2 separate regions of the Homo sapiens genome follow, and region 2 is linked to region 1. The links are chromatin contacts, found by Hi-C or POLR2A ChIA-PET in ENCODE. All regions are on one chromosome and are shown on one strand. Each heading gives the region's core, a stretch centred on a gene start or an enhancer-like site at or near the end of the contact. The rest is flanking DNA. Distances are from core to core; before and after follow the strand shown.

Region 1 (3,100 bases), core at 226-2,725:
CTTGAGCCCAGGAGTTTAAGACCAGTCTGGGCAACATGGCAAAACCCTGTCTCTACAAAAAATACAAAAATTAGCTGGGCGTGGTGGCATGCACCTGTAGTTCCAGCTACTTGGGGGGCTGAGGCAGGAGGATCACTTGAGCCTTGGGAGGTCAAGGCTGCAGTGAGACGTGATCATGCCACAGCACTTCAGCCTGGCTGACAGAGTGAGGCCCTGTCTCAGAAAAAAAAAGAGTCTTAAATGCTCATATGCAGCCATTCTTTGTACATCCAGTGGGCTCATTACAGTGGGAACAACAAAAACATGAAGAAAAGGTAAAGAATCACTCAACTACGTTGACATTGTCCATTGTGAATTCCATACTGAGAGCAGACAAGTCCATTATGATGGTGACAGAAGTAATGTTGATGCCCAAGGTTTTGGTCAATCTCAAAATTTTGAGGCTGACCAAAAGGGGAGAATTGTTTAATTAAATTAAATTTGACCTAAAGCTCTCTCTGTAGAGTGAACTGCAACCTAACTTGGGAGTATATTCTTTTTTTTTTTTTTTTTTTTGAGAAGGAGTCTCACTCTGTCACCCAGGATGGAGTGCAGTGGTAAGATTTTGGCTCACTGCAACCTCTGCCTCCTGGATTCAAGTGATTCTCCTTCCTCAGCCTCCTGGGTAGCTGAGATTACAGGCACGCATCACTATGCCCAGCTAATATTTGTATTTTTAGTAGAGACAAGGTTTCACCATGTTGGCCAGGCTGGTCTCGAACTCCTGACCTCAGGTGATCCACCACCTCGGCCTCCAAAAGCACTGGGATTACAGGCATGAGCCACTGCACCTGGCCCAAATGAATATATTCTTGTGACAAGTAGCCAAGTGTTGGCTAATCAGAGCAGCTGGGCTTTCAGTCCACACAGGCTGCAAACTGCTCAGATTGTGACCAAGTAAGGCAAGCTGTGATCTGTGGCCAATCAGGCTGTTTCTGTATGTCACCTCCTTTTTCTGCCTGTAAATACCACTTGACCATACTGCCGTGTGGTGTCTTTCCTGGTTTAGGGAGCTGTCCAACTCATGAGTCACTTCTTTGCTCAAATAAACTCTGCTAAATTTAATTTGATGCTTTTCTCCTAATAATACCACCCATCATGCTTCACCATGCTCCGTACTCACCAACCATGCCCGTGCCACCCCTGACTCTGGAAGTCTGCCTCATTCTGTTTGGTGAAGCTTCCCCAAGTACCAAGGCAAGAAGCAGCTCACCCTCAGACCCCATTCGTCTGTGTCTTACCCTCAGAAAGGATTTGAGTAGGCCTCTTCTATCCATCTGCAGAAGGTTTCCCAAAAGGGGCAGAGGGCGGGGCCCTGGTGGGAGGCGGTCATGGGTGTTAGGGTGGCGCTGAACCAGGAGTAGCAAGAGTCCTGTGAGGAGTGCAAGGAAGAGGAGGACGCTGAGTTCCATGGTCCTGGTCTGACTGCCCTGCACCCTGCTGCAGCCTCCAACTGGGCCTTTTATCCTGACCCTGCCTCTGCACCCTGTTATAAAATTTCATCCATTCCCCACCTCCTTTTTCATCATCATCCAGGAGCATTAGCTTAGAAAAAGTTGTTAGGGAACCCAGACTTCCTGCTTGGGCAACCCAGTGACCTGATGCCTATCCCTTTACCCACTCTGTAGATATTGGCAGGGATACAGTGGTAGAGATATCAAAGTCCAGGTGAGCAAGTGAATGTGTGGGTGTGTGGGTTTGTGGGTATATGTATGTCTATTTTTGTAAGCATAGGTGAGCTTGCACTTTTTTACTTAGCTTTGTCTGTTTGTCTGTGCTTGCATGCATTTGTCCATGCCTGCTTGCATCCCTGTATGTGCTTATATGATTTTTACATGTAAAGGGGTGTTTGAATTTATGCAAATGTACTGGCGTATATTTCTGTGGTTGAATCTGGGGGTGCTTATGTGTGTATCCTTGCATGTGTATGAGCTTCCTTGTATTTATACAGTTTTATATACGAAAGTGCATTTACATTTGTGTGTTGTGGAGGTGGTGGTAGTGCATGTTCAAAACTGAGAGGCTGGCTGGGTGCGGTGGCTCACACCTGTAATCCCAGCACGTTGGGAAGCTGAGGGGGGCAGATCAATTGAGGTCAAGAGTTCGAGACCATCCTGGCCCACATGGCAAAACCCCATCTGTACTAAAAACACAAAAATTAACCGGGCGTGATGGTGGGTACTTTTAATCCCAGCTACTCGGGAGGCTGAGGCAAGAGAATCACTTGAACCTGGGAGGTGGAGGCTGCAGTGAGCCAAGATTACACCACTGCACTCCAGCCTGGGTGACACAGCAATACTCCATCTCAAAAAAAAAAAAAAAAAAAAAAAAAGGAGAAGCTGATGAAAATAAGGAATTATTCAATTCAATCAAATTTGGCCTACTGCCTTTGTAGCATAGCAAACTGTAACCTAGCAATACATGAACCAATTGTGTGTATCTGTGTGTGCTGGTGTATTTGTGCTGGTGTGTTGGTGGATCTCCTAGCCCCTCTCTTTGGAAGCCTGCAGATGCTGAGTCTATCTCCAGTGTCCCCTCCTTCATCCGCCCTTCTGTGACAGCCACAGGTGGAAGTGGTCGGAGAAACAGAAGGAGGAGCAAGAGATGCAGAACTGGTGAGTCTCAGAGGAAGAGGTGGTCAGTTGGAAGGAGACAGAAACTGAGACCTGGCAGGTACAGCGATCAGGTCCTCTTGGTTTCTGATCACTCTAACTAGTGCTAAGGAGTTTCTTCCCTGCCTCTGACTATCTTCACGGTGCAGGAAATTTCTCTGGCTCTCTCTCTGTCTGACTTTGTGTCTCTGTTTTCCCCCTGGAGACTCTTGAGCTCCAGGTGTGTGCAAACTGAGTCCAGTTTGATTGATGTCTACTGGACTCCCATATGTCTCTATCCTCACTGTGCACCTTCACCCACACATCCTCTGACAGGGTCAGTCCATCTTTGCAAAACGTGGGTGTGAATGTGTGCGTGTCTGCCTGTCTCATCCTACGCCTGACTTTTGACCATGAGGCAACATCTTTCTTGCAATGTTAAGCAAACCCTTTGCTGGATCCAGGACCTG
Region 2 (3,100 bases), core at 273-2,772, 240 kb before region 1:
TCTATCTATCTATCTATCTATCTATCTATCTATCTATTTATTTATTTATTTATTTGAGATGGAGTTTCGCTCTTGTTGCCCAGGCTGGAGTACAATGGCATGATCTCGGCTCACTGCAACCTCCGCCTCCCAGGTTCAAGTGATTCTCTTGCCTCAACCTCCTGAGTAGCTAGGATTACAGGCATGCACCACCACACCCGGCTAATTCTGTATTTTTAGTAGAGACAGGGTTACTCCATGTTGGTCAGGCTGGTCTCAAACTCCCTACCTCAGGTGATCTGCCCGCTCAGCCTCCCAAAGTGCTGGGATCACAGGCACGAGCCACCGTGCCCGGCCTGTCACTTATTATTTTATGTGTGTTTCCTGGCAACAAGTGTCAAGCTCTGCATAGCGGCACAGGTTCCCATACCTATTCCACCCGAGGAATGGCACACTCAGAGTGGAGGGGGCCACCACTGGTGTACACATCTGTATAGCCCTGCCACATGGAACCACAAAACCCCCATAACCACACAATTCACAGCCACGCCTCAGGAATGGTGCAGCCAAGGGCTTCCCCTTCACCCTGGAGACTCCAGCCATACAGCCACACAGTATGTCAGGAAGGAGTTTACTGCCACAGGGTGTGGGCTCTAAAGCCAGATTCCTTGGATCTAAGTCCTGTGTTGGATGTTGTTTGCTGTGTGACCTAGAGTGAGTGTCTTAACTTCTCTGAGTCTCAGTTTCTGTCTCTGGAAAATGGGCATCACAGTTCTTACTTGTCAGGGTATAAGGTTTAATGACATGATGCATATAAACTGCTTTGCACATTATAATTATCAACAGCTAACGTTTGTTTTCTTTCTTTCTTTCTTTTTCTTTTTTCTTTTTTTTAGGCAGGGTCTCACTCTGTCACACAAGCTGGAGTGCAGTGGTGTAATGACAGCCCCACCTAATTTTTTAATTATTTGGAGAGATGGCGTTTCACCATGTTGGCCAGGCAGGTCTCAAACTCCTGGGCTCAAGCGATCCACCTGCCTCGGCCTCCCAAAGGTCTAGTATTACAGGTGTGAGCCATGGCACCCGGCCTAGCAAATATTTCTTGAGTGCCAAATATGTACCAAGCTCTCTGTCAAGCACATTACTGGATGAACTCATTGACTTCGCACTACCACCCTATGGGGTCAATTTCTTTTCTCATCCCCATTTTACAGACAGGGAAGCCAAGGCCCAGAGAGGTTCAGCAACTTGCCCAAAGTCACACAGCCCCCATGGAGGGAGATGACACCACCATGAGACCTGGGGAGGAGTGGGGGCAGATGGTGGGTACGAGGAGGGGGTGAGGCTGTCACCATGCCTGCTCTCTGACCTGCAGTGACAGACAGGAAGAGGAACCTCTACCAGGACAGAGAGGAGATGGGTACAGACAGTTGGTCTCCCCATGCCTGCTCCCACTTCTCTTTTCCCTGGGACGGCTGTGACCCTCCCACTGGAACTCTTCAGCCCTAGCCCATGTGCAGCAGGAAGTGAGACCTGGAAAGGGAAGAGGACACACTTCTGCTTTCCTGGGGACACTTGGTGATGTGGGTAGAGTGCAACTTATGCCTGACCTGGCATTTGAGGTCTCCCAAATCCAGCTGGCCTCTGGGATTGAATCTCAGCTTCGGCTTTCTAGCCCCGGGGAGGGGAGGAGGATGGGAGGAACTGAGGCCCAGAGAGGGGGCCCCTCTCTGGGCCTCAGTTCCTCACCTTGAAAACGGGAAGATTAATAGCCACTGTTTTTTGTTTTTTTTTTTCTCAGACAGAGTCTTACTCTGTCACCCAAGCTGGAGAGCAGAGGTTCAATCCTGCCTCACTGTAGCCTTGACTGCCAGGCTCAGGTGATTGTCCCACTTCAGCCTCCCGAGTATCTGGGACTACAGGTGTGTGCCACCACACTGAGCTAATTTTTTTGAATTTTTTGTACAGACCTGCCTCAGCCCCCCGAAGTGCTGGGATTACAGGCGTGAGCTATCATGCCCAGCCAATAGCCACTATTTTCTAGGTTTAAAACGACAAGCAGATGGGGTTGTGCTCAGAGCATGTAAGTATAAGACAATTCCTGTTTAATCAAGCACTGACTCTAAACATTTTCTCAGGGCCCAGCGCGGTGCCTCACGCCTGTAATCCCAGCACTTTGGGAGGCCGAGGTGGGCGGGTCACTTGAGGTCAAGAGTTCGAGACCAGCCTGACCAACATGGTGAAACCCTGTCTCTACTAAAAATACAAAAATTAGCTGGGCGTGGTGGTGGGCGCCTGTAATACCAGCTACTCAGGAGGCTGAGGCAAGAGAATTGCTTGAACCTAGGAGGCGGAGGTTGCAATAAGCCGTGATCACGCCACAGCACTCCAGTCTGGGTAACAGAGCGAGACTCTGTCTCAAAAAAAAAAGAAAAGAAAAAACAAAAAACAGTTTCTAAGGAGGTTAGGAGCATGACATGGGTTTGATGTGACCTTGGACAATCTGGTTAACCACTCTGAGCCTTAGTTTCTTCATCTGGAAAATGGGTGTATCCATAGACCCTCCTTCACAAACACACGAGCAGGTGTGCGTTAATGCAAGACCCGGTGCACAGCGGACACTCAGTAGAAATTGGTCATTCTTCATTACTGTCATCTACCATCATAGGCACTGTCCACCCCCCATCTCCAACTTTCTAATCTCAGAGAACTTCAGACCAGAATTAGGCCTTATATTTACAGATCTGTGAGTTTTGTTTTGGTTTTGGTTTTCTTCTTTCTTTCTTTCTTTTTTTTTTTTTCTTGAGACGGAAGTTCGCTCGTGTTACCCAAGCTGGAGTGCAATGGCACGATCTCGGCTCACTGCAACCTCTGCCTCCAGGGTTCAAGGGATTCTCCTGCCTCAGCCTCCTGAGTAGCTGGGATTACAGGTGTGTGCCACCACACCCGGCTAATTTTTTGTATTTTTAGTAGAAATGGGGTTTCACCATGTTAGCCAGGCTGGTCTCGAACTCCTGACCTCAGGTGATCCACCAGCCTTGGCCTCCCAAAGTGCTGGGGTTACAGGTGTAAGCCACCACACCTGGCCTGGTTTTGGTTTTCTTATTCTAGGAGCAACTTG

Evidence for each region. Hi-C counts contacts between places; a loop is a spot of excess contacts on that map. ChIA-PET counts read pairs that join two places held with the same protein, here RNA polymerase II (POLR2A). Pooled maps may share reads with other maps.
Region 2: a loop to region 1 is called in a map with no recorded cell type, with 4 times the contacts of the local background. The contact joins the enhancer-like site here to the promoter of CYP2B6 in region 1. A Hi-C loop is called at or near these places in 1 of 37 single-sample maps with no recorded cell type and 1 of 50 pooled maps. POLR2A ChIA-PET finds 5 or more read pairs at or near these places in 1 of 52 experiments (A673).

The regions. Positions count from the first base shown.
Region 1 is chr19:40,989,657-40,992,756 of GRCh38, reverse strand. It overlaps CYP2B6 (cytochrome P450 family 2 subfamily B member 6), which reads right to left and starts at 1,475. Exons shown (of 9, transcript NM_000767.5): 1 at 1,281-1,475. The coding sequence starts at 1,451. RefSeq lists a cis regulatory region at 1,710-1,733 and promoters at 1,470-3,100, 1,436-3,100.
Region 2 is chr19:41,232,307-41,235,406 of GRCh38, reverse strand. The region is part of intron 6 of AXL (AXL receptor tyrosine kinase); the gene reads right to left. Among named protein-coding and RNA genes, the nearest start is that of AXL, 15 kb to the right of the region's middle. Within about 2 kb of position 1,522, at least 4 of the 41 ENCODE cell types and tissues checked have a DNase peak (open chromatin) inside an H3K27ac peak, as active enhancers do.